Regions from separate parts of the Homo sapiens genome. Here regions 1 and 2 are each linked to region 3. Evidence: chromatin loops called from intact Hi-C (ENCODE). Cell type or tissue: PC-9. All regions are shown on one strand. Links, peaks and the distances in the headings refer to the core of each region. The heading gives the core; the rest is flanking DNA. Region 1 overlaps EOLA1 (endothelium and lymphocyte associated ASCH domain 1). Region 2 overlaps MTM1 (myotubularin 1). Region 3 has its middle 6.2 kb from the start of MTMR1.

Region 1 (6,562 bases), core at 1,330-6,329, 1.1 Mb before region 3:
GCCCATGCTGCGGGAGCCTGTGTGCTCAGCCTTCTTGCGGACGGTACCTGAGGGCTGGGGTTTCCCTGGATGTGGGGCTGGGAACTCGTGCGGGGCGCGACCGAGGCGCCTTTTCCTGTCCCCTGCTGTCGGCAGGGTCTCGGCTCCGCTCCTTCTAAGCGCGTGTACCCGCGACGTGCGTCTGCGAGTAGAAAGCCCGTGTACTGCTCCACACACAGCGGCCCCACCTCAGTCCGGTCTTCCCTGCCTCCCGTTGGCCCTTCTGCTGTGAGCTCGCCTGGACCTGAGGCCGGGCGGTGCACAGCTCTGTGGCCTGTGGCGCCGTGCTCAGCGTGACCTACCCAGAATTAAGCTGAGGACAATGGGATTTAGAGTCCCAAACACTCGCCCCGTGACAATGGGAGGGGAAGTGTCATTTTTCTCCCTTCGAATGGAGCATGCTTGGCTGCAAGAATGCTGCTCAACATGGTGAAATGATTTTCTGCCCTGCGGGCTGGTGCACCCTGTGGTCCTTGACCCAGACAGGTGCGGAGGGTCCCACTGCTGTGATTAGCAGAACCAAACTGTGATGTGCACATGTGTGTTACTGATAAGACCAGGCCTCCCAGCTCTTCTTGGTTTCCAATGCCTGCTAAGTACATGACCTTCTTAGGGCCATTAACCAGCTTTGCTGTCTTGCACTTAATGACCTTTCCTCTTTATCTTCCTTGTTGTGCAGGTAAAGAAGCTAAGTGGAAGAGTGTTTCCTCCTCTGGCCGTAAAGCAGGTACTCTCTGCAGCACCAGGTAGGAGGGGACTCAACCCCCTTCTTGCCTTTTCAGTTACATCAGTTCCTACTAGGGATTCCACATACACACAGTTGGCGTCTGTTGTGATTTTGTGGTGATGACGAGAAAAGGGTTGGCTAAGAAACTGGGCGGCAGAAAAGAGGCAAACATTCACTGTAGCCATTTATCCCGATGGAAGTGGCCAGGCCCTGTGGGGGACATTCAGCCTCCATCAGAAGTAATCCAGAACCAAGGAACCTGGTTATCTTTGGTCACTCATCAGAAGAATAATCATGCTCAGGGGCCACAAGTGTGTGAGGAAATGGCACCATGGATGGGTTGGTGGAGGGTACACGGGTGAGTCTTTGTGGAAAGTCATTTGCTGGCAGATATCAGCATCTTAGATGGGCGTGCCAGGCGGCCGAGGCATTTCCTTCAGCATGTCTTCACACAGCGAGTGTTAGAGGTAATGTCATTTCTAGTGGCAAAAGTGGGAAGCAACTTGTAACTCTCCATCAGTGGAGGAATGGTCAGGCAAATTATGAGACGACCAACAATGGGATATCACCCAGGCAGTGAAAAACAAGGTAGATGAAGATTGTCAGGTGGAAAGAATGGGCTTGATGTGCTGTCAAATGGCAAACTCGTGCCCTAGCCTGTGCAGATGTGTTGGGAACAGCAGTTTGCCAAGATGGCTGAAACAAAGGACCATAAAAGGGCTGGCTTAAAGAACAGACAATCATTGTCTCGCAGTTCTGGAGGATGGAAGTCTGAAATCAAAGTGGTGGCCAGGTTCGTTTGTTCTGTGGGCTGTGAAAGACAATCTGGTCTGTCCCTTTCTCTTAGCTGCAGGCGGCTGGCCGGCAATCTTTGGCACTCATTAGCTTGTAGAAGCATCTCCCTTATCTCTGCGTTTATCTTCTCATGGTGTTCTCCCTGTGTGCGTGACTGTCTCTCAAATCCCCCTTTTCATAAGGACGCCAGCCACATTGGATGCGGGTCCGCCCTGATGGCTTCAGTCTCACTTGATTGCCTCTGTAATGACTCTGTTTTTATATATAAGGCCACATTTTGAGGTGCTGGGGTTTAGGACTTCAACATACGCATTTTAAGAGGACACAATGCAACCCATCACAACTGACAAAGGCTCTGAGGTAGAAACAAGCTTGGCATGTTCCCTCAGGGGATGGAAGGCCTGTGTGGCTTCAGGGTGGTGAATAAAGGGGAGAGGAGAGGACGTGGCTGGGGTGGGAAACCAGATCAGGAGGGACCTTGAGTGCCCTGAGAGGAAGTGTGGATTCTGTGCTAGTTGGGGCAGGGAGCCCTTGAAAAGTTTCAGTAGAGGAGTGACATAATCTCATTGTCCCTGTACCAAGATCATTCCGATGGCAGTGTGGTCACAAGAGTGCAGAGGACAAGTGCTGGGGGGGGGTGGGGGTGCTATCAGGAGACTTCTTCAGAAGGCAGGGGGTTTTAGGGGATTGGATTGGGATTGTGGCCATAGAGATTATGGAAAGGGATCAGATTCAATGTCGGTTTTGGACACAGTGCCACGGGATGTGGGCCGCAGATGTGGGAAAGAAAGGCAGGGCAGAGAGCAGCTAGGTCTGGGGCAGGAACGCTGTAGCTGGTGATGCCACTCACAGAGGTGGAAGGGAGGTGGACTTGGTGGTGATGGTTGGGGTCCTGAGTATGTACGGGCCTGTCCACCTAAGGCTGAGTCTGAAGGGGGGTGGCCTGCACCACGGGATTCAGAGCAGGACGGTGAGCAACGTGGGGGTCCCAGAAGGAGGGAAGGAGTGTGCCCAGCCATGCTGGGGCTGCTGAGCATGGACTAAGATGAAGACAGGACTGGCATGAGGCCGGCCATGGGTGCTTGTGGGGATAGGTCAGTCAGTGGAGTGGGTGGTGGGGGGGGTGGGGAATAAAGGGAGAAAGGTGGGGGTGGGGGCAGAAGGTTCAGAGAGGAAGTAGAGACTGCGCATGTAGACAGCTCTTCTGAGGTCTCGGCTGTTCAGGGTTGTAGAGAAGGGAGGCAGAGTGGGAGGCGCGCGTGTGCTCAGAGTAGGGATGCTGAGCGAGCATAGATGGTGGCTGGTGGCACCCAGGGCCCGGAGTGAGCCAGAGGAGCAGGGTCCAGAGCACAGCAGGCAACCGGCTCAGCTGAGGCAGCTCACCCCAGAGGCGGGAGAAAAGCAGGAGATCTGGAGCTCAGAAGGCTGCAGTGCAGACTGGGAAAGGAGTGAATACCAGGCAGCTTTGGCCCTATCAGGGCTTTGTCTCATGAGGGTGGGTATATTTTCTTAAAATCATAGAGCGTACTAGAGGTTGCGTTTATGTGTTGAAAGGAAGGACAGAGAGAGGAGTAGGGGCAGCTCAAGGGTGGAGTTCAGGGCCGGGGGCGGGGCCACGGGCCTGAGGGGTGAGGGCAGCCACTATTTCTGACTGTTCTATTAGGTGCCACGTACTGGGCTGGGTGCTCTTGGTGCCTTATCTCCCTTCCTCACAGCCATGTGGAAACTGAGGCATCTCAAGAGTCTATGACTGGGCTGAGGTTCTGGTTTCGAGCCCAGGGTTCCTTCCAAGGCACAGGGCCGTCCTCCATGCAAGAGGAGGGGACCCTCTCCCAAGCCAGACACGCAGGAGGCTGGGCAAGAGTTGTGGGAAGTCAGAGCCCGTGTGACTGTGGGCTGGTGCCTCATTCTCCTCAGCCATAGAGTGGGCCTCACAGTACCACTGACCCTGCTGGGTTACTTGAAGATTCAATTTGATGATCCGAGGATCATGCCATCCCAGAGGCTGGCACGTGGAAGGCATGTGTGTGGGGTTGCTAGTTGTTCTGATTATCATTCTTCTTTTCTCAGCTCAGATTGGGACAGGGGCATCTGCTGACAGTGGAGAGCAGTGGTAGGGGAAGGGGCTTGAGGAAGGTGGCACCCAGAGGGGTGGAGAGGAGATGTCTGACTGAGGGCCATCTGAGGTCACGGTGCATCCTGAGGACAGAGCTGAGATTGGATATCAACGATGTGGGCTCAGCAGCCCTGGAGTAGGAGCTGGGAAGGTCAGTGCCTTGGTGGCGGCAGGGCCAGGGCACTGAGAGTATTGGCAGGGCACAGCAGGGGAAAGGGAAGAGAAGCAGAGGGTGGGACTCTCCCTCTGTGCTGGAAGAGGGCTAACACCAGCCCGGACTCTCCACTCTGGCTAGGCCAAGGGGGCCCTCTGTCCTCTGTGTTGCCCTAGGGCTCGGTGACCTCTGTCATAGCACTGACCACATGGTATCCTGCCTGTGCCTTCCTCTAGCTGTCCCCGCCCTACTCCGGACCGCCCCAAAGACTCCATGGGATGGACCTGAGTCAGCCGAATCCCAGCCCCTTCCCTTGGGCCTGCTGTGGTGCTGGACATCAGTGACAGACGGAAGCAGGAGACCATCAAGGTCAGTGCGATTTAGGCCACCTGAGAGACACGGGGGGAAGGTCAGGCCACTGCCCATGAGCTTGGAGGGCTGGCGTGTGATGCGCTTCTGTGCTTCCGCAGGCTACGGGAGGCCCGGGGCGCTTGCGAAGATGAAGTTTGGCTGCCTCTCCTTCCGGCAGCCTTATGCTGGCTTTGTCTTAAATGGAATCAAGACTGTGGAGACGCGCTGGCGTCCCCTGCTGAGCAGCCAGCGGAACTGTACCATCGCCGTCCACATTGCTCACAGGGACTGGGAAGGCGATGCCTGGCGGGAGCTGCTGGTGGAGAGACTCGGGATGACTCCTGCTCAGATTCAGGCCTTGCTCAGGAAAGGGGAAAAGTTTGGTCGAGGAGTGATAGCGGGTAAGTGACAATGTACCAAATGCGCAGACAACGCCTAGGGCTGCTGCCCAAGATCTTGCTTGGGAATTTGGGGGCTTCTCTTGTCATCTGAACTGATTGGCGTGTATAACACAGTTTCCTTTGGCAACACACCTTCAAAGGGGCGGCAAGGACCTTGGGCTGGGGGTTGGTATGGCTGGCTTCCACGAGTTCTGGTAAATCATTTCTCCACTCTGGGCCTCAGTTCCTGTTTCTGATCTCAGTGAGAAGCCTGGTCAGGGCCATGTGCACATGGTGTTTGTGGTGTTTGGCTGTGTGTATTTGCACATACATGTGTGAGTGCACATGTGTGGCAGAGACCATGAAAAGCAGCCCAGCCCGCCGAATGGGTCAGGTGGCCTCTAGAGTTGGGCTGCCCGCCTGGCTTCATGAACCTGCCCCAGCCCCACCACTCACAGCACCCTGGGAAAGTCCCCTAACCTCTAGGTGACTGAGGCCCGACATCAGCATCTGTCCCCTGGTGACCTGCTCAGGCATCACCTGTAGCTTCCCAGGCAGTGGCTGGTGCCCTTCCAATCTGCAACCGCTGCCCTCAGAAGTCTGGCTTGGACCTGCCTCTTACTTGTGTGGCTTCATGAGGACAAGGCCCTCTCCTCTGCCTTTCTGGAGCCCTCCCCCTGCCTCTCCCAGCGTTTCCTGAATCGGGTTTGGTTCGTTATCAAAGCTACGGAAGAAGGACTTGACTCCCTTCTTGTCATTTTGCTGATGCTGTCTTACTCTCTATTGATTGTGACTTTGAGTAACTGTGTTGTCACATGGGCAGGCCTTGGGCTATGGAAGTGAAAGGCATTCATGTGTATCTCTCTTTGTGTACAGGACTCGTTGACATTGGGGAAACTTTGCAATGCCCCGAAGACTTAACTCCCGATGAGGTTGTGGAACTAGAAAATCAAGCTGTACTGACCAACCTGAAGCAGAAGTACCTGACTGTGATTTCAAACCCCAGGTGGTTACTGGAGCCCATACCTAGGAAAGGAGGCAAGGATGTATTCCAGGTAGACATCCCAGAGCACCTGATCCCTTTGGGGCATGAAGTGTGACAAGTGTGGGCTCCTGAAAGGAATGTTCCAGAGAAACCAGCTAAATCATGACACCTTCAATTTGCCATCATGACGCAGACCTGTATACATTAGGTTAAATCTGAATTTCCACTGCTTTGGAGAGTCCCACCCACTAAGCACTGTGCATGTAAACAGGTTCCTTTGCTCAGATGAAGGAAGTAGGGGGTGGGGCTTTCCTTGTGTGATGCCTCCTTAGGCACACAGGCAATGTCTCAAGTACTTTGACCTTAGGGTAGAAGGCAAAGCTGCCAGTAAATGTCTCAGCATTGCTGCTAATTTTGGTCCTGCTAGTTTCTGGATTGTACAAATAAATGTGTTGTAGATGACTGGTTAGTGTTTGAGGCTTTGTTCTATGTTTTCCCCTGATTTGTTCTGGTCAAAACTCATCAAATGTGTAACTAGCATCCAGGCGACAATACAGAAAGTCTGGGACCTGGCACTGAATGTTTGCCTGGTAGTGACTAGCCGTTAATCAACCGACTCATCCAGGATGAAGAGGACGTCAGACTTAGAGCAGCTGTCTGTCCTTTCAGGTTACTCTCACTCTTCTGAAAGTGTCTGTCAGTTTCTGAAGCATGTGTGTTACCTGCATCACACAGCTACTTCCTATCCTAGCAATACATCCAAAATACAGCTCTAGTAGAGTGAGGTTAACTTGGAAATGTGATCAGTAGTGTTGTTTTATTTTGTAGTAATTTTTTTTTTTTTTTGGTGATTTAGCAAAGTTTCTAGTTGTTATCCATGAGGATGATGGGCATTTCCCCCCAGGTATTGACTGCAGTGGCCCTTCTCTTCTGAGCCAGGATGTTATGGTGGTTGTACATCCCATGGCAGATGGGGTGGCCTGACTTTCAAGTGGGCCTCTTTGGAGGCCCCTGG
Region 2 (10,810 bases), core at 3,568-8,567, 110 kb before region 3:
TTTCCCTCCTTGAACTTGTTAATGTGGTAGGCTATTTTAAGGGATTTTCTAGTATAACTTTGTAGCATTAACTAAGTTTGTATTGCTGGGATAAACTCAACAGGGTCATGTTCTTTCTTACTGCTGGGTTTGATTGCTAATACTTTCTTTAGGATTTTTACATCTTATATACATAAGATTTGGTATTAGTTTTCCTGTGCTGTCTTGGTCTAGTTTAGTATCATGCTTATGCTAGCCTTATAAAGTGAGTTGAGATATTCCCTTTTTCTGTTCTCTGGAAGTTTGTATAAGATTGGAGTTACTGGTTCCTTGAATGTTGCTAGAACTTGCACATGGAGCTGCCTGGGGCCTGGAAGATTATAAACTACCAGCAAATGTCTGCCAAATCTATAGCTGTGTCTGTCTTTTCATTCCTGCATCCTACTATTGTTTGTTTGTGCCCTCCTTTTTTCTTTATTAGTCTAACCAGAGGTTTGTCAGTTGTGGTTATGGCACCAACTTGATAATATAATTATGTTCATTTGTTTCCCTTTTAGGGCTTTTCCCCTGCTTTTTTGATTAATTTTTAACGAGTAAAAACTTTATATGATTTTGAAGTCACATTTATTTCAAGGTATATTCAGAAAAGTCTTGCTTTCACCCCATCTCTGACCAGGTATTCTGTTTCTTTCCCCCCCGTAGATGATCAATCTTATTAGTTTGTTCTTCTAAGTATCTTTTGCAAATTTGAGCAAGCACGTACATGTATTTTCCCCTTTTCTTGCACAAAAACATATTTCATACACTATTCAGCCTCTTGCCCTTTTCACTTAAAGAATATACCAGGAATCATTCTTCATTTTCTCCTCCTTTCTTTAGATTTATTCTGCTGTTTGGATGTTTCAAAACATAGTATTTTCATGATTATTTAGTTGTGATATTTTCTATTATGATTATTTCATTCACCTGCGAGCTGTTTAGAAGTATATTTTTACTTACAAATGTATTTTCTGGGTATTTTCAAAACTGATTTACAACTTAACTGCATTATGGTGAAAGAATATGATGTGAACACTCGTAGTTCTTTGAAATTTGTCAAGGATAGGCTTATGTGGTATTTTTGTGGCTGGCTTCTTTCACTTAGCATACTGCTTTTTATATTCATTTTTGTGTTGTTGCATGTATCAGCAGTTCCTGACTTTCTGTTGCTGAGTAGTATTCCATAGTATGGTTATAATGTAATTTATTCATTCAGTAGTTGATCATTTGAGTTGATTCAGTTTTTGGCCATTTTGAAAAAAAGCTGCCATGAACATTCACATACAAGTCTTTGTGTGGACTCATGCTTTTATTTGCTTCGTGTAAATACTTAGGTGTGGCATTGCTGGGCCATATGTTTAGTGTATGTTTAACTTTACAAGGAACTGTCAAACTGTTTTCCAAAGTGGCCATGCCATTGTGCCATTTTGCATTCCTACTGGCTTTAATTGTCTGCCTTTAAAATGTTAGCCATTTGACTGGGTGTATAATGGTATCTCATTGTATTTTTAACTTACAAATTCCTAGTGACTAGTAATAGTGAGCATGTCTTTATGTGCTTGTTGGCCATTAAGTTTATCTTCTTTGGTGAAGGATTTGCTGAAATCTTTTGCCCATTTCTTATTAAATTGGATTGTCTGTCTGAAGTTGTGAGGGTTCTTTTTATATTCTGGATACAAGTACTTCATCAGATATGTGATTTGCAAGCATGTTCTCTCAAACTGTGGTTTGTCTTTCATTTTCTTAACTGTGCCTGTGCAAGAGCAAGGAGTTTTGATTTTGATGAAGTCCTATTTACTTTTTCCCCTGTTATGGTTTGAGTTTTTGTGTTTTAAGAAATCTTTACTTAACCTAAGTTCACAAAAATTTTCCCCTGTGTTCCTTCCAGAACTTTTTTAGTCCTGCTCTTATGTTTAGATCTGTTTTGGCAGACAGATCTTTCCAACCCCTGGTGTTTATACCTGTGTGATCCCCTTCCCTTGAGTGTGAGCAGGACCTGTGACTTGCTTCTAGAATATAGACTAGAATATGGAAAAAGTGTAGGGATTCTACAGATATAATTAAGGTCACAACCAGTAGATTTTGAATTAATCAAAAGAGAAGTTATCCTGGGTAGGCCTGAATTAATCAGCACAAAACCCTTAAAAGAAGGTCTGGGTCCTCCCCGAGGTGAGATTCTCTTTGCTGACTTGTTGATGTGAGCAGCCACATTGAGGAAGGCCACATAGAAAGGAACTGCAGGTGGTCTCTAGGAACTAAAAGCTGCTTAGCAAAAAGCCAGGGCCTTCAACCATGCAGCCTAAAGGAAATGAGTTCTGCCAACACTCTGAATGAGCTTGGAAGCAGATTTTCCCCAGTTGAGCCTCCAGATGAGAATGCAGCCTGGCCATTACCTTGATTGCAACTTTGTGAGACCCTGAGCAGAGGACCCAGCTAAGCTGTGCCTGGACACCTGACCCACAGAAACTGTGAGATGATAAATGTGTGCTGTTTATGGCTGCTAAGTTTGTTATTCAGCAATATAAAACTAGTATGTCTATGTTCCATTTCAAGTTAATTTTGTATATTTTGTGAAGTAAGGGTAAAGATTCATTTATTTTTCCATATGGACATCAAACTGTTCCAGCATCATTTGTGGGAAAAGGCCCACACATTTTGGTAATTTTGTTGAAAATCAATTGACCATTGCTAGGACCTCAAAAAGAAGGGCCTAATTATAGTCTCTGTTCTGTTCCATTGATCTGTATGTCTATCCTTATACCAGTACTGCAGTGTCTTGATTACTGAGGCATTATAATAAGTCTGGGGATCAGGTAGTGGAAGTACTGCAACTTTTTTTTTTTTTTCTTTTCAAGATTGTTTTGAATATTCTTGGTCGCTTGCCTTTCCATACAAATTTTGGAATCATCTTGTCCAAGCCTGTTGGGATTTTGATAGGGATTTCATTGACTTTGTAGATCAATATTGACATCATGACAATTAGGAGTCTTTGATCCGTGAGCATGCGATATGTATCTATATATCTCTATCTATCTATCTATCTATCTATCTATCTATCTATCTGTATATTTTTGTTTTGAGATGGAGTTTCGCTTTTGTTGCCCAGGCTGGAGTGCAATGGTGTAATCTCAGCTCACTGCAACCTCCGCCTCCTGGGTTCAAGCGATTCTCCCGCCTCAACCTCCTGAGTAGCTGGGATTACAGGCACCCGCCACCACACCCAGCTAATTTTGTATTTTTAGTAGAGACGGGGTTTCTCCATGTTGGTCAGGCTGGTCTTGAACTCCTGACCTCAGGTAATCTGCCCGCCTCGTCCTCCCAAAGTGCTGGGATTACAGGCATGAGCCACCACGCCTGGCCCAAGCATGCAATATTTCTCCATGTATTTAGGTCTTTAATTTCTCTCAGCAATGTTTTGTAGCTTTCAGTGTGTGATTCTTGGACGTATTTTGTTCAGTGTTTCCCTAAGTATTTCATTTTTTTTGGTATTGCAAATGACATTTTTAAAATAAAGTTTTTTGAGACAGGGTCTTGTTCTGTTACCTAAGCTGGAGTGCAGTGGCATGATGGTGGCTCACTGTAGCCTCAACCTCCTGGGCTAAAGTGATCCTCCCTCCTCAGCCTCTCAAGTAGCTGAAGACTACAGGTGCATGCCCCCATGCCCAGCTAATTTTTTTTTTTTATGTTTTGTAGAGATAGGGTCTTGCTGTATTGCCCAGGCTGGTCTCAACTTCCTGGGCTCAAGTAGTCCTCCTGCCTCAGCCTCCCAAAGTGCTGAGATTTCAGGCATGAACTATAGCACTGGGCCAGTATTTTTATATTTCAGTGTTCATATGTTCATTGCTAACAATACAAATATAATTAATTTTTATATTGGCTTTGTGTTTTATGCAGCCTTACTAAATTTACTTATTCTAGTAGTTTTTTTGTAGTATTCTTAGGATTTTTTTTGCATACATGATTATGTTGTCTGTAAATACAGTTTTACTTCTTTTTTCCAATATGTTATGTGTTTTGAACTTGCTAGAAGCTCTAAAAGATGTTAAATACAAGTGATAAGAGTGACCGTCCTTGCCTTGTTCCCACTCTTATTGGTGAAAGAAGAAATGCTTTCTAAGTGTGATGTCAGCTGAAGGTTTTTCATAGGTGCCCTTGACAATTCCTGATTTCCTGAGGGTGTTTTTAAAAATCATGGATAGATGTTGAATTACGTTAATAGAAGCCACGTCTCAGATACAATCTTCAGGAAGATAGCACACCTCATGAATAGTCTTACTGACTATACATATCACCACATTTATACCCATTCTTAACCACCACTACCCAGCTTTTCCTCCTAGTGTCGATAACAGAATTTCCATCTGGATCTTGGGAATTCTTTGTGGAGCAGCATATACTGCTCCTTCAAAAGACATAGATCTTCTCTGCGAGATTCACATGTATCATTATTTTAGAACTGGAATTTCTTCATCCTCTCTTTCCTTGCCATTCTTTTAACACTGGTTTTGGTTCTTCTTCATCTTGCCTTTTTTATTTCTGCCTTTTTTTTTTTCAGGTTATTTCTGCCCCATCTGTGAAACCTTGTCTGCCAATAGTGCCAAGTTATAAAAATATGTACGTTCAGTCCTTTCACCTTCTTCTGTAACAAGGATACGTGGTTGTTTGTATTTGTGACTGGAAGAAGTAACTGCTCCAAGTATGAAGATAACTATTGTCCATACTCTCTAGGTCATGGCAAGTCTTTCTCCTTCTGATTCTCCCAGGATCCTAATTAAGCCATCTTTGGGGATTCCCTTTGCATACTCCTTCTCTACTATGGCAAACTGCCTGTTGGGCAAGCTGCTACTCCTACTGCTTATCTCTGCTAACCTTCAAGGTCAACCTGCTCTTGCAAGTTAGGACTAATTAAGATGTATCAAGCCCAACATTCTCAACAATCAAAAGACCCTAGGCAGCGTTCCAAAAGCCCCATGTAGAGGAAGGTCAGGAAGTTCCAAATCCAAATTATTCAATGTATTTTGGAACTCTTCTTTGGATTGACTTCAGAGACCAGGCACCTTTAAAAAAATATCCTCGCACCTTTAAAAAAAATATCCTCAAAGGCTCTAGGCCAAAATCATTTTGTATCACCTCTATTAATACATAGAATGGGCACCGGTGCTGTATGGAGCATTGGTTTTGGTTTAAAAATTAAGATATGGTTAAAGTTCATGAGATGGTACCTTATGTAGCTTTAAATTCCAAAGGCAGTTTCAAAAGAATAATTCAAAGAATACTTTGAACAGTGGCCACATTGCTGGAATTTGTGTACACCATCAAAGGGGACTACTTTGAAGAATAACTCAGCTATATATGATCTGACAGGCTTTTTAACAAATGCCTCATTACATGATAGTTGCACCTCATGGGGTGTTTTGTGCACTAGTAATAAAAACTTTCTCCTTTTAAAAGATAGTTTTAATAAAGACTAAGTGGATACAAATAAATAGTAGACAATCAAGGGTTGTGCTGTTTCAGTGACTCACAGACATGGATTTCAGGGGAAAAAGCCTATTTGTTGACTCATCTTTAAAGTGAAGTCTAGGGTTCTTCTTTGTGACCATCAGATTTTATCACGTGGATGAAATTCCGAAAAGATTTTTTTTATCCAGCTGTGCAAGCAGGAGGCATGATGTCCTCATTTTAATATGATCATCTATGAGAGAATGAGAATGACAGATATCTATCTGTTAGTGGATGAGAGGGCCGGTCAGATTGCCTAGATTTCAGTTCCACCTTTGACAGTTATTAGCAGACAAATTGTTTAACCTTCCTGTTCCTTGTGTTTGTCAGTTGTCATATGATGATAGTAATACCTAGTTGCCTTTTAAGGTTTTGGTGGGGATTAAATGACTTAATCTGTGATTAGAACAATGTCTGACAGGTAGTAGATGATCTGTAAATGAAAGCCGTGATCATTAGCATAAGCAGATACTCTGTTTTGCTTTAATTGTATCACCTCTGTTATTGTCTTTATTACTATTTAACCTTTTTTATACATATTAATTATCTTTATTGTTATCTAAACATTTGTTTGTCATCTTCCCAACTCAGTTTTTAGCTCCTTGAAGACATATCTCAAATTTTTTTGGTTGAGGGGAGGGGGAACTCTCCATTGTGGTCCAGAGTAGCTGCCCACTATATAGTTACTGATTGTGAACTCTTTGGAAACAAGATTTAAATAATGATATATGCTGAGTTAGGAGTATCTCAGAATGACTGGCTTGTTGTCATTTCATTATTTCTTCTAAAAAACCATATTATTATTTCAGTACTAGTTAATTTCATAGGTATTCATTGAATGCTTATGGATAGATTGACAAATGAAATTGTTCTGAATGTAACCATATGTTGACATGACCATTTTATAGATTGTTAATTTCTGTAGCCAACCTCCTGCCTATTATGGGTTGAATTGTGTCCCCTAAAAAGATATACTGAAGCCCTAGTCCCTATTTCCTCAGACTGGGGTCTTGTTTGTTACTGCAGTTGTAGTTAGTTAAGATGAGGTCATGCAGCACTGGAGTAGGGTGGACTCCTCATCCAGCATGACTGGGGTCCTTATGAAAGAGGAAAGCACCATGTGAAAACACAGACACACAGGGAGAAAGCCATGTGACAACAGGCAGAGAGATTGGAGTGGTGAAGCTGCAAGCCAAGGAATGCCAAGGATTGCAGCCACCACCAGAAGCTAGGGAGAGGCAAGGAAGCATTCTCCCCTAGAGGCTCCAGATGGCACATGGCCTAGCTGACACCTTGATTTTGGACTTTGGGCCTCCAGAACTGTGAGAGAATTTATTTCTGTTCTTTTAGGCCATCCAGTTTGTGGGACTTCTTTACAGCAGCCCCAGGACACCAATAGACTGCCCATCTGCTTGAATTAGAGTGTTGACAAGCTTGGGATTTCATTTCAAACGGTGGATTTGCCTATGTTTTCATCTATTATCCATCTTCTCCAGATACTTTGATTTAAATATATAAATATAAATACATATTTATATATTTAAATATAATTTATATAATTTATAATTTATATATTTAAATATATATTAAATTATATATATTTATATATAAATTATAAATTATGTAAATTATATATTATATAAATTATAAATATATATAAATTATATATATTATATAAATTATAAATATATATAAATTATATATAAATTATAAATATATAAAAATTATATAAATTATATATAAATTATAAATTTATATAATTTATATAAATTATATATAAATTATAAATATATATAAATTATATATATTATATATAATTATAAATATATATAAATTATATATATTATATATAATTATAAATATATATAAATTATATATATTATATATAATATAATATATATAAATTATATATATTATATTATATATAATTATAAATATATAAAAATTATATATATTATATATAATTATAAATATATATAAATTATATATATTATATATAAATTATAAATATATATAATTTATATATATTATATATAAATTATATATATTATACATAATTTATATATAATATATAATTTATATATAATATATATAATTTATATATAATATATAATTTATATATATTATATATAATTTATATATAATATATAATTTATATATATTATATATAATTTATATATAAATAATTTGTATATATTATTTATAAATATATAAATTATATATATTATATAAATTATATATTATATATAAATTAATATATATTAAATTAATATATATTTAATATATAAAATATATATAAAATATATATTAAATATATATATTAAATATACAAAATATATATAAATATATATCAAATATATAAAATATATATTAAATATATATTAAATATATATATATATTTGATATATATATATATAATATAAAATATATATTAAATTAAAATATATATATTAAATATATGTTAAATATATAAAAATATTTTAAAAATATATTAAATATATATATTAAATATATATTTCCCATACCTGATCTGGCAGCAAATATATTTTTATATATGGCAGCAAATATATATTTTCATATATATATATGAAAATCTGGCACAAAAATACGGTTCTTATATGCATGCTAGGAATGGGAGACGTTTCCAAAGATGCTTATAAAAGCACTGTTTATAATTGAAACCTGGAAACAGCTCAAATGATCACTGGGAGGAGAATGGAAAAACCAAGTGCAAAGCAGTGGACTGCTATGCAGCTGTGAAAATGAGTGGAACACAACTATATGCATCAACATTTATGACTCTCTCAACACTATGTGAGAAAAGCAAGTGGCAGAAGAATATATAATGATTCCATTTACATAAGACTTCAGAAACATGGAAAATCATATTATTTAGGGATGTATACATGTGGAAAATTTTAAAGATATGCAAGGGAATTATAAACCTAAAAATCAGCCCTAGGGAGGTAGGTTGGAGTACCTTTAATGACTGATGACTAACTTCTCCAAAGTCATGAAAGTTTATGAGGGTGATGCTACATTTGTTTCTTCACGGAATACTGAGTACCCAAACTGTGCTTTGTGCTGGTGCCAGAATGGAAAACATGGTCCTTGGCCTTAGGAAGTTCTAGAAATCTAAGAGACGGGACACAAAATATCAAGGCATAAGTACAGGGTAAGAAATGAAATACAATCGTCCCTTGGTATTTGCGGGAAACTGGTTCCAGGACTCCCGAGGATACCAAAATCCTTGGAGGCCCAAGTCCTTGATATAAAATGGCATAGTATTTGCATATAACCTTGCATATCCTCCTGTGTACTTTCAGTCCTCTATAGATTACTTATAATACCTAATACAATGGAAATGCTATGTAAATACAAATAAAAATTAGTATTTGAAGTATTTTTCTATTTGTATTATTTGTATTTGTATTATTTTTTGTCATACTGTTTTTTGTGTTTCTTCCCAAATATTTTTGATCCGCAGTTGGTTGAATCCCTAGATGTGGAACTCCTGGATGTGGAGGGCTGACTATATTAGAAATATGTATGGTGTACAGAGAAGTGGAGAGAGAGAGAGAGAGAGAGAGAAAGAGTGTGTGTGTGTGTATGTGTGTGTGGGGGGAGGTCAGGAAAAGCTTTCCATGTTTTGAAGTAGGTAAATGCCAACAAAGCATATGCCAACGAAGCCCCTGCTTCTGCCTTCAAATGAGAGTACCTAGAGGAATTGTTTCAAATGGCAGGTTATCTCCAACCTTTTCTCCTCTCTTCAGTTTTCTAGATACTGTGCACATCCACTCTAGAGTTCCTTTTTTCCTCCCTCCTCCACTACTGATTCTGCTCAGAAGAATCTTCATCAGTAATGCCCAATGCCTGGGCTTTTCTTTGGGGTCCTTTAGCCCAGACCTGAGAAGGTTCTTGGAAAGTAAGGAGATGTTTTGATCTGGCACCTTTGTTACTATCATAGTTATAACTATTTATACGTTTCTATTCTTCAACAATTACTGTTTTAACTTTTGCTAAATAAGTTACTGTTTACTTATAAATTTAAAATGTACTTTTTGTGAATAGTTCTCACAGGGGAAAATAGTTCAATAAAATGCAGTTTTTTTCATTGAGCAGATCAGCTGGGTTCATGAGTTTTGGAATTGGCAGATGCACGGGAACTTGATCTTGTTCCTATTTTAAAACTTTGTTTACTGGCAGGTATTTGACTGTTAAAAAATCCATTGGTGAGTTTAATGATCTGTTTAAATGTGTGCAGTATTGCTAGGTAGCCTTTGTACATTAAAAACAGATAACCTGATAGTAGTTGACTTTTCTAATAGTTTACTTACCATATCACTTTCAATTTATGAATAATTTCTAAAGTTACCCTGTTCCATGGCCACAGCTCATGCCACTAAAGCCAATCAGCTGTCTTGAAGATGTGCCATTTGTCGTGAGGGGACCAAGAAATAGGGTGAAGAGATCAGCCCAAATCCATCACTAGCCACTGGAAAAAATGATTCAAAATGCATTCTCCACTGAGTCTGAATTACATTATTTTTAGCCAAAGGTCTTTGCAACATTTAAAGAAATAGGGGTAGGTATATCATCATGTTTAAAATGAATTGTAAATATCAAAATTATACAGAGAGTGAGATTTTAAATGAAATACTATATAGCATCATATAATTTTCAAAGAGGAATCATCAAACCAAATACACTGTAGCCCTAAGATTTGAAGTGACCAAGACAAATCAAGAAGCTCTAATGCTTCTGTTACATGTGTCTATGTGGACAGTAAACCGCTTACTTGGGGGATCCTTTTTTGGAGTAAATATAGTTAGATTTGTAGCCTATTTTTAGATATCTGAGCCTGAATAGAAAGTAATGAGATGAGATCTGTATGTTAAGTATTTCACAGAAAGATTCCCTGGGCTAGGAGTCAAGTGTTTTCTTTTTTTAATGGAAGGAGGCATATTTGAAGGTAAACTACTGTAAGGCTGATTGGAGTCTTGGCAAGGTTAGATTGATCATCTTAGAAAACCTGTGTGCAGAATGGTTAGGCAATCAAGGATATGGTATATTTTGTGGACAACCAACCTAACATATTAGCACCAGTTTGGGGAATGACTTAAGAGTTCACTGGGCTGGGTGTGGTGGCTCATGCCTGTAATCCTAGCACCACAGGAGGAGGCCGATGTGGGCGGATCACTTGAGGTCAGGGGTTCAAGACCAGCCTGGCCAACGTGGCGAAATCCTGTCGCTACTAAAAATACAAAAATTATCTGGGCATGGTGGCGCA
Region 3 (10,810 bases), core at 4,901-9,900:
TGCAAAACACATATTCGATAAGGACTGTTATCCAAAATATAAAAAGAACCCTTCAAACTCAACAATAAACACAACACAATTTAAAAATGGCCAAAAGACTAACAGACACCTCACCAAGGAAGATCTACAGATGGCAAATAAGCATATGACAACATGCTTCACATCGTATGTCATCAGGGAAATGCAAATTAAGACAGCAATGAGATACCACTACACACCTATTAGAATGGCCAAATCCAAAGCACCAACGACATGAAATACTGGTGAGAATGTGGAGCAACAGGGCCGGGCGCGGTGGCTCACGCCTGTAATCCCAGCACTTTGGGAGGCCGAGGCGGGCGGATCACGAGGTCAGGAGATCGAGACCATCCTGGCCAACACGGTGAAACCCCGTCTCTACTAAAAATACAAAAAAATTAGCCGGGCATGCTGGCGGGTGCCTGTGGTCCCAGCTACTCGGGAGGCTGAGGCAGGAGAATGGCGTGAACCCGGGAGGTGGAGCTTGCAGTGAGCCGAGATCGCACCACTGCACTCCAGCCTGGGCGACAGAGCAAGACTCCGTCTCAAAAAAAAAAAAAAAAAAAAAAAAAAAAAGAGAATGTGGAGCAACAGAAACTCCCATTCATTGCTGGTGGGAATGCAAAATGGCACGGACACTTTGGAAGACAGTTTAGTTTCTTACAAAGCTAGACATAGCCTTACCATATGACCCAGCAACCATGCTCCTTGGCATTTATCCAAATGAATTGAAAACTTATGTCTAGGCAAATCCTTCACACAAACGTTTCCAGCAGATGCCCCATGTTTGTCACTTAGTTGCCACAAGTTGGTAGCAGTGAAAATCTTCTTCAATAGGTGAATGGGTAAACAAAACTATGGTACATTCAGACAATGAAATGTTATTCAGCACTAAAAGGAAATGAGCCTATCAAGCCATTAAAACACATGGAGGAAACTTAAGTGCATATTGCTAAGTGAAAGAAGCCAATGTGAAAAGGCTATATACTGTATGATTCCAACTATGTGACATTCTGGAAAAGGCAAAACTGTAGAGACAGTAAAAAGGCCAGTGGTTGCCAGGGGTTCAGGGAGAGGGAGGGAGGAAAAGAGGGAGGGATGAGTATGTGGAGCACCGGGGATTTTTAGAGCACTGAAACCAGAAACCATTGTTTATGATACTATAATGGTGGATACATGCCATTACCATGTATTTGTCAAAACCCATAGAATGTACAACACAAAGAATGAACCCTAATGTAAACGGTGGACTTGAGTTAATAATAATGTGTCAATATTGGGTCATCAATTGTAACTTGTGTACCACACTAATGCAAGATGTTGATAATAAGGAAACTGGGACGGGGGGTGGGGCGTACTGTGAGAGGGTATATGGGAATTCTCTATAATTTCCACTCAATTTTTCCGAAACCTAAAACTACACAAAGAAAGGTCTATTAATTTTTTTAAAGGCACCCCAGGTAATTTTGTGCAGCTGGCCCAGTGCCAAGTGTTTAGAAATGACTATTTCAGGCAATACCTACATATTGGTCAAATTGCATCCTTAAATAGATGTCATTGAAAGAATTAATCACTGATTACAGAGTTAGCTCCTTTTGGAAAGGTGTGTTGTATTGATTGATACTCTGGACATAAATAGGCTTTAAATGTAGAGATTTCTTTCTTTGGCCCTACACCTGTAGAAGCACTGCCTGGTAGGATTTCGTAGGAGGAATTCAATCATCAAGTGGGATGTGGATTGGAAATAGGAAGACATTAGATTAGCGTTTCTTTCAACCCAGTAAGTCTGTGAGTGTCCACGCCACTTATCAATGCATTCTCAGCTCCAAAGGCATCCTCCTTTAACTGCTCTGTGATAATGGAGATGGGCTTTGTAAATATTTCTTACCAGCTGGCATAATGTAAATCCTTGTCAGTAGAGGGCGCTAGAGAGAGAGAGACCAGAGGAGAAAAAAGTTTTATCTTCCAGATTCTGGGGTGCCTCATCTTTTTGCCTCCTCCAGAGCACAGCTTGCTTTCTCTGTTGCTGGGCTCCTATGCACATGCTTTCTTTTGAGCTAGGCCCATGCATGTATCATCCCAAAGAAAACCACGTCAAAGCATTTAATAATCAAACGCCCAAAGATCAAACATTAAGAAAGAATCCTAAAAGCAGTAAGAGAATAGAAACAAATAACATACAGTGGAGCCCAAATAAGTCCAGCAGCAGACTCTTCAGTGCAAACCTTACAGGCCAGGAGAGTGTGGCATAGCGTATTTAAAGTGCTAAAGGAATACAACTTTAATGCTAGAATAGAATATCCAGCGAAAATATCCTTTAAGCATGAAGGAGAAATAAAGATCTTCCCAGACAAACAAAAGCTGAGCGATTTCATGAACACCAGACCTGTCCTATAAGAAATGCTAAAGGGAGTTCTTCAATCTGAGAGAAAAGGATATTAATGAGCAATAAGGGATTATCTAAAGGTACAAAACTCACTGGTAATAGCACAAAGAAAAACACAGAATATTATAAGACTGTGTGGTGTGTAAAACACTCAAGTAGAAAGACTAAACAATGAATAAATCAAAAATAATAACTGTAACTTTTCAAGACATAGGCAATACAATAAGGCAAAGGGAAACAATAGAAAGTTTAAAAACAGGCAGATAAAGTTAAAATGTAGAGTTTTTATTAGTTCTCTTTTTGCTTGTTTGTTTATTTGTTTATGCAATCAGTGCTAAGTTCTCATCAGCTTAAAATAATGGATTATCACATAGTATTTGCAAGCCTCATGGTAACCTCAAATGTAAAAATATACAACAAATACGCAAAATGTAAAAAAAGCAAGAAATTAAATCATACCACCAGAGAAAATCACCTTCACTTAAAGGAAAGAAGGAAGGAAGACAGGAAAGAAGGAAGAAAACACCACAAAACAAACAGCAAACAAATTACAAAATGACAAGAGTAGTCCTCACTTATCGATAATAACATTGAATGCAAATGGACTAAACTCTGTAATCAAAAGACATAGAGTGACTGAATGGATGAAAAAACAAGACCCTACAAGAAACTATTGCTTACAAGAAACACACTTCACCTATAAAGATACACAAAGATTGAAAATAAAGAATGGAAAATATAGTCCATGCTCCTGCTTCTCCAATGGACTCAAAATCTCATCCAAGAAAAGCATTTATCTTTCTCATCCCTAAACACATCTGCACACCTCTCCTAAGACCTGATGGTTACTGTCTATAAATTTCAGCCTCTAATTACATCAAGTCAATTACTATGCTATTTCAGACTTAGAGAAATGGATAATCCATATATAATATCTGATGTTTTAACTTATATTTGAATGTGAATATCTCTAGCGTTTGAAAAATCTCTAACATTCAAACAAGAGTGTTAAAACTCTGCGCTGAAGGCCTTACAAAGCAGTCCAGCTTTGGAGTCCAGGTCTCCTGCTGCCCAGTCCACCCTAGGGCTGCAAAGCATCACTGCCCAAGCCCAGACTGAGTTGACGGCTGTCTGCATAGGTGGCAAAGAGACTGTGTGTTTTTCTCCCCACTTTTGGTGAGCCCCATGTGGTGGTGCTCAGGATGAAAAGGATCCCCCTAACTCCAGCTGACATCTACTTGGCAAGCAGGGCAATGGAAGGCTTCAACATTGGTTCTCAAAGATGGAGCCTCATGTACACAGTCCTTACTTGGCAGTCATATGTTATGGTCCTGGCACACAACAATGGCAACAAGAACAATGGCAACAACAACAACAACAGTGGGTCTCGGTTTTGTTTTCATTTTATTGGTCCATGCAACTCAAAACCTGTGACTAGGTGGTCTGAACTCACTGTCTCTCTTTTTGCCCTCCCAGACATTTCTGTCCCTTGGGAGTGCTCTCAGCAGAGTCCACACCACCTCCTTGCAGTCAAATCCAGGGAACACTTCTTTGTCTTACCAGATGTCCCAGCAACACTTGACACTCTGGATCACTCTTTCCATCTTAGAACTCTTGACTTTCTTGGCTCCCATGCCCCCTCTGCCCTGACTCTTTGCTTGTCTCTGCCAACCCCCCGAGCTCTTCCCGGGCCGCTCTTCTTTCACCTGCCCTGTCAGTGCCAATGATCTAGTATGTCTCCTTGGCTCACTTGTCTTCTCATTTTACATGTTTTCCCCAGGCAAATTTACACATTCTCATCAGGGCCAACTTCATGGGTGTTTGGCCTGTGCACTCACACAGGGCCCCATGCTTAGAAAGGCCCCATTCCTGATTCAATGCTTTCCTATCACCATCTGGAAATTTGTAATACTTTTGAACAAGGTACCCTGCATTTTTCATTTTGCCCTGGGCCCTACACATTACACAGCTAGCCAGTTCTGCCTCTCGAGGTTTTACACCTTTAGGCTGAAATCTGTAGCCCGGCCTTTCTCCTGGGCACCAGACCCATCTACCCCGTCACTCCTGGACATGTTACAGGCTCTTCCACTTCAAATAGCTTCTCTTTCTTTTTTTATTCTTTATTTTTATTTTTTAATCTCAGGGACTGGCATCACTTTCCACCCAGGCACCCAAGGTCAAGATTGATTCTGAAGACAATGTTCTTCCTTTGACTTCATTGACAACCTCATCTCCTGGACCTCCTCCTATTTTGGACTCTTCTCCCTCCTTTGCAGACCACTATATCTCAGCTGCTTGCTTAAATGTGGCTGCCTTAAGGGAATTTATCTGGGAGAAATTTATGTGTTTACTGAGTGGGGCAAAAAGTGTGTCTCTGAAATATGCTTGCCAGGTTGAGGCAAGTGGAGTCTCTGGAGCTTTGAGAGTATGAGGTCTCTGGACCGCAGTCTCTGTGTGAAGGTGAGCTTGACACTGCATTGTAGAGCACCTGTCATAAGACTGAGGATACAGGAATCTCAACATCAAAGAATGGTGGAGATGATGGGGGTGGTGAAGGCAAAAGCCTCCCGAGGCATCCTTTAGCCTTGCCAATAATTGAACTTGTGGCTGAGAACCTTCCAGATAACTTCTAAAGGCAAAGTTAAGTCATCTGTGGTGCTTTTTCTGTAGTTTATTGTTTTAGTCCATTTTCTGTTGCTTACAACAGAAGACCTGAAACTAGATAATTTATAAAGAAAATAAATTTTTTCTTACAATTCTGGAGGCTGAGAAGTCATAGGTCAGGGGGCCGTATCTGGTGAGAGCCTTCTTCCTGGTGGGAACGCTGTTGCATCCCAAGGCAGTGCAGGGCCTCATATGGTGAGGAAGCTAGGCGTACTTGCTCAGGCCTCTCTTCCTCTTCTTGTAAAGCCACCAATTCCACTCCCATGATAATCCACTAACCCATTCATAAGGGCAGAAGCCCTGCTCTTTTGAGCTGACACTACAAACCCTCCAAATGATGGGAACATTTCTCTGCAGTGCAGTCACATGTAATTCCATTGAGGATTAGCTTTGCTCAGTCCTAGCAAAATTATGTTTTTGAGAAATTTATTTTACAAGGGACGATCAGGTCCACTTTCATTTGCTTAATTTGTTTTCAAGAAATGAAAGTGATGATCCCAACCGTAGTTTCCAAATCGTGAAGCTGAAGGTTAAATTACAAAGAGTTCCTCTGTCCTCAAATTTTACGAAAATTAGCCAACTTTTTATTACCTCTCTTTCCTGAGTTCCTTTCCAACTGTCTACTGGACATCTCCACTTGGATACCCATAGGTACCCCCCAAGACTGCTATGCATTGTTGCACAGGTTGTGAAGTGCACAAGGGGGCCACATCTAAGGGGGACTGCTATGGTCTGAATGTCCCCAGTATTCACTTGTTGAAATTTGATCCCCATGGTGGTGGTGTTAAGAGTTGGGGCCTGCTGGGAAGTGATTAAGTCATGAGGGCTTGTCCTCATGAATGAGATTCAGTGCCCTTATAAAAGGGCTTAACAGAAGGTGTTCACCCTTTTACCTTCTGCCATGTGAGGACACAGCGTTTCTCCTCTCTGAAGAATGTAGCAACAAAGGCATCATTTTGGAAGCAGAGAGACCAGGCCCAGACCAGCGAGAGGTTTGATGTTTCACATCCCAGCCTCCAGAACTTGTGAGAAATAAATATCTATTGTTATCTATTGTTTCTAAATTACCCAGTCTGTGGTATTTTGTTGTAGCAGCACAAACAGACTAAGACAGGGATCCTTCAGAATGAGGTCCACATAGATTTCTAGGTCTATTATGGCAGTCTCTTGGCATATGGCAGCCAAAGGTTGAGCTTTAACAAAATTGGTTATACTATGACAATTTTATGACTAACAGAAGTCCAGTGTTGTTAGGAAGGGTTTTCTTTTTTCTAATATACACAAAGGCAACTTATGGGCTTGGACTTAGGGTGGGTCAAGCTCAACATGTCTAGAATGAATTCATCCTGGTCACTGACCTCTCCCACCTGCTTGTCATCTTGGATTCCTTTTATCAGTGGCTAATATCTCCTTTACCCAGTTTTCCAAGTCTGAAACCTCAGTGCCAGGCTTGGCCCACGTTGGCATCTCCTTCCCTCCTCACTTCATGTCCAACATTCCATCAGTCACTGAGTCCTGTCCAATGTTAGGGTTCATGCATCAGGTCTTCCTTGATTATGACAACAACTTCTTAACTGACCTTCTCACGGCCACTCTTGCCCCTCCAGTCCATCCTCCATCATGCAATCCTAGTGATCTTTCTGGAGTGGAAATATGATCAGTTCACCCCTTTCCAAGATCTTGCTGTGGCTCCTTGTCACCTCTAACAGGGTTTCTCAAAGTGTGGTCCTCAAACCATGTATATCAGAATCACTTGAGGTGCTTTATCAAATGTGGATTCTTAGCACCCACCCTAGCTAACTACTAAATTTTCAGATTCTCTGTGGTGAAGCTCATGAATCTGCACATTAATTGATGTCCCAAGTCATTTTCATGCGTGTAATTTTGAAAACTACTACTTTCTACATAAACATGGCATAAACATGCATAAACATGTCACAAACATGCAGCATACTCATATACATTTCCCACTTCCCCAGCAGGAACTGCAGAGTGCAGCTGGGCATTCAAAGGAGGCCTTTCCTGTTTCCTGGTGAGCATCACCACGGGCCTGAGAAGTCACTCTTCACCTTGCCTCCCACCACACAACTCCAGCTCCAGGTGGCATACAAAAACCATGTGCCTGTCCTCTTAGAGTGATTTCTAGGAATGCAGTATAGTCAGCCCAGCAACTATGACTAGACCCCCATGTGGGCAGAAGGGGGTGGTAGGGCCTGTGTGTGTTTGGAGACAATTCACCATGACTATCTCCGGTTTCAGCATGGTCAGGGTTCTCTGAGGAAATACATTTACAGCCACGTTAGTAAAGTTGGTATGAGGAGACATTCCAATCCAGGGTAGTAAATGTAAATCTCCACAAAGGACATTTGTTTACATCTGATCATTCATTCCAAGGTAACGAGTAATCTCTCTCCCTGCAGGGGAGAATGGGTAGGTCACTAGTAGCCAGAGTTTCCTGCGTTGGGGTTTTCTCTCCTGTGGTGTATCCCATTACATGTGCAGATACTATCTAGCCTCCTATTGGTCAAAGGCAGTTACAGGCCAGCCCCCATTCAAAAGGAGGGGAAATAGGTACCACCTGTTTTTGTTTTGTTTTGTTTCGTTTTGTTTGAGACGGAGTCTCGCACTGTCGCCCAGGCTGGAGTGCAGTGGCAGGATCTCAGCTCACTGCAACCTCTGCCTCCTGGGTTCAAGCGATTCTCCTACCTCAGCCTCCCAAGTAGCTGGGATTATAGGCATGTGCCACCACGCCCGGCTAATTTTTGTATTTTTAGTAGAGATGGGCTTTCGCCACGTTGGCCAGGCTGGTCTTGAACTCCTGACCTCAGGTGATCTGCCCACCTCGGCCTCCCAAAGTGCTAGGATTACAGGCGTGAGCCACCACGCCCAGCCGATACCACCTCTTAATGTAAGAGTGGCAAGGTTGCACTGCAGAACAGCATGCCACCCTGTAGAGACTGGGGTTCAGGATGCAGATCCAAGATATTGCTGTGGCTGCTGATTTTGCTGTGAATAATAAACTGTCTTTGTTTCGGATCCAGAGGCTTTATATTTTCTCTCAGAGTGTTAGAGTGTGGTGATCAACTAAATTTTCAGCTTGCTAGTAGGGTAAAATCTTAGATTATAACAGCTTCTGACCTACTACTGTGGAGTACCCTCCTTGGAGTGTGGCTGTGATTTGTGCATGGATTCCTATAGCTGAATGGGGAAGGGAGCTGAGCAGGTAGGGGATTACTTCTCTGGATCATTCATCAAGAGCAATGCTTGGGTGCTCTATTGCTGCACAAAAAATCACCCCAAAACCTAGTGGCTTAAAACCATAATTCATTAGTTTTCAAAAATCTGTGAGTCAATTGTATGATTCATCAGCTTCATGTGGTGTTGGCTAGGCCACCAGAATGACTGAAAGGCTTGAAATGGCCTCACTCACATAGCTGGCAGTTAGTGCTGGCTTCTGGCCATGCTGCCTGGGGAACTCAGCTAGGGCTATTGGCTGAGAGCTTTGGTTCTCTTCCATATGGGCCTCTCCCTGTGGCTGCTTGGGCTTCCTCAGAGTATGGCAGCTGACTTCCAAGAAGGAGTATGCACAGAAAGCAAACTGGAAGTTGCAAATCCCTTAAGGGTTAGCCTTGGAAATTATACAGCATCACCTCTGCTACATTCTATTGGTCAAAGGGGTTACAGGGCCAGTCCACATTCAAGGAGAAGGTAAACAGAATCCACCTCTTGATGTATGAGTGGTAAGATCACCTTGCAAAAGAGTGTGTGGGATGGGGGATATTATTGCAGCAGTCTTTGGAAGCACAATCTATCAAATGGACGTAGATGGGGGACTATACAATAGTATTTCTCCAAGTGCAGCAAGCCCCGCATCAGAATCATGGGAGCATTTGCTGAAAATGCAGACTGGGGCTGATTCTTGCACACTAACATTTGAGATCTGGTGAGCTGCAGAACAAAGCCCAAACTTCTTGGCCTACCACCAGTCCAGATCCTCACTTATCTTGTCTGACTTTATGCTCCAGTAACACTCGATTTCTTGGCATTCTCTTGCACATAATAAGCTATTTAACCTACAGATAGAGTTTGGATGTTTGTGCCGTCCAAATCTCATGTTGAAATGTGAGCCCTAATGTTGGAGTTGGGGCTGAGTAAGGGGTGTCTGGGTTGCAAACTGGATTGTGAACATCCTGAAGGTGGACCCCTCAGGAAAGGCTTTGTGCCCTCCCCGTGGTAATGAGTGAATCCTCGTTCTATGAGTTCATGCAAGAGCTGGTCGTTTGAAAGAGTCTGGTGCCTCCCTCACCTTTCACTTGCTCCTTCTCTCACCATTTGACATGCCTGTTTCCTCTTCGCCTTCCACCATGATTGTAAGCTTGCTGAGGCCCTTACCAGAAGCAGATGCCAGCACAATGCTTCTTGTACGGTCTGCAGAACTGTGAGCCAAAATAAACTTCTTTTCTTTATAAATTACCAGGTCTCTGGTATTCCTTTACAGCAAAGCAAAACAGATTAATATACCTACTAATCCACACCTTTGCCCATAACTGTGCCTTCTGCCTGGAATAACTTGACTCCTTTGCCTCATCAAGGATTTACTCATCTTTAAAGATTCAGTTTTATGTCACCTTTTTGGGGAAGTTTTCCTGACCTCCTCTTCTCCTATGGATTGGGGTAGGTGTTCCACATCCTGTGCAATTGTCCCCATTATAGCACTTGCCAACTTGTAATGTCATTGTTAATTTGTCTGTCCCCTTCACTGGATTGTGAACATCTTAGGCAGGGATATGTCAGATTCATCTCTGTCCTCTAAATCCTAAGTGTACTTAACTGAATTGGAAGTATGACAGTGTCACAGTGAATTCCTCTTTGGCCTAATGTTTCTTAAAGAATATGGTACTTAAAATATGCTTAAAGTTGCACTGTTTTCTTTCTGACAATTCTCAGCACAGCTAAGATGCTTGCAGCTACTTGTAACAAAATACCCAACTAAAAGTGGGTGTCTTAGTGTGCTTAGGCTGCCAAAACAAAATACCATAGACTGGGTGGCTTAAACAACAGAAATTTTCTCACAACTCTGGAGGCTGGAAAGTCCAAGATTAAGTGTCCAGCAGGGACCTAGTAAGGGCTCTGTTCCTGGCTTGCAGATGGCCACCTTCTTGCTGTGTACTCACACGGCCTTTTCTCAGTGTGTGCATGTGAGTGCATGAGATCAAGCTCTCTGGTGACCCTTCTTAAAAAGCACCAGTTCCATCAGACTAGAGCTTGGCCCTCATGACCTAATTGCCTCTCAAAGACCCCATCTCCAAATACCATCACACAGGGAATTAGGGCTTCAACATATGGACTTCAGGGGGATGAAAACATTCAGTCCATAACAGTGGGTTAACCATTTGATTTAATAATTTTAGAAAGCCAGCAACCTGCAGTCGGTGATTCTCCAGTGTGAGATAGGAGCTATTATTGTCTGGGGATCTTCCTTTCCTTCCTCCTAGCCCTCCTCACTCTGTCATCTTCTTACCCCAGGCTCACCTCCTCTTGTGCGTAAGATGGCTGTCGGGGCTTCAGGCATCATATCCTCAAAGTTCAGTTTGAAGTTATTAAGCTGGTGGGGCAGGATGGGTCTGGGATGGGCATGAGTAACTCCCTGTCTGCAGATCTGCCTTTTAACAGTGAGCAAATTGTTCCCTTTATATCTTCTTTTCCAGACCTGGGTCGCAGGCCTCCTGTCTACACCCAGAG

Evidence for each region. A loop is a pair of places that touch in the nucleus more often than their neighbours do. Peaks named below come from ENCODE experiments on the same cell type or tissue, not always from the same donor. Only the 100,000 strongest peaks of a DNase experiment are listed, where the experiment ranks them.
Region 1: it touches region 3 in a loop (11-fold over the local background); 2 of 110 quality-filtered maps call a loop at or near these places.
Region 2: it touches region 3 in a loop (5-fold over the local background); 5 of 110 quality-filtered maps call a loop at or near these places.

Annotation. Positions count from the first base shown.
Region 1 is chrX:149,541,301-149,547,862 of GRCh38, forward strand. EOLA1 (endothelium and lymphocyte associated ASCH domain 1) reads left to right here. Exons shown (of 5, transcript NM_001171907.3): 1 at 1-43; 2 at 719-785; 3 at 4,068-4,200; 4 at 4,302-4,583; 5 at 5,439-6,562. The coding sequence starts at 4,331. The coding sequence ends at 5,662. Among named protein-coding and RNA genes, the nearest start is that of EOLA1, 3.6 kb to the left of the region's middle. RefSeq lists an enhancer at 53-262. In PC-9, for the core only: a CTCF peak has its summit at 4,453 (motif pointing left); no DNase peak of the experiment used is centred there.
Region 2 is chrX:150,575,976-150,586,785 of GRCh38, forward strand. All of the region lies in intron 1 of MTM1 (myotubularin 1), which reads left to right. Among named protein-coding and RNA genes, the nearest start is that of MTM1, 13 kb to the left of the region's middle. In PC-9, for the core only: no CTCF peak of the experiment used is centred there; a DNase peak (open chromatin) is centred at 5,586; H3K27ac peaks cover 1,740 bases.
Region 3 is chrX:150,681,806-150,692,615 of GRCh38, forward strand. No RefSeq gene overlaps it. Among named protein-coding and RNA genes, the nearest start is that of MTMR1, 6.2 kb to the right of the region's middle. In PC-9, for the core only: no CTCF peak of the experiment used is centred there; DNase peaks (open chromatin) are centred at 7,386 and 8,496; H3K4me3 peaks cover 2,230 bases; H3K27ac peaks cover 3,099 bases.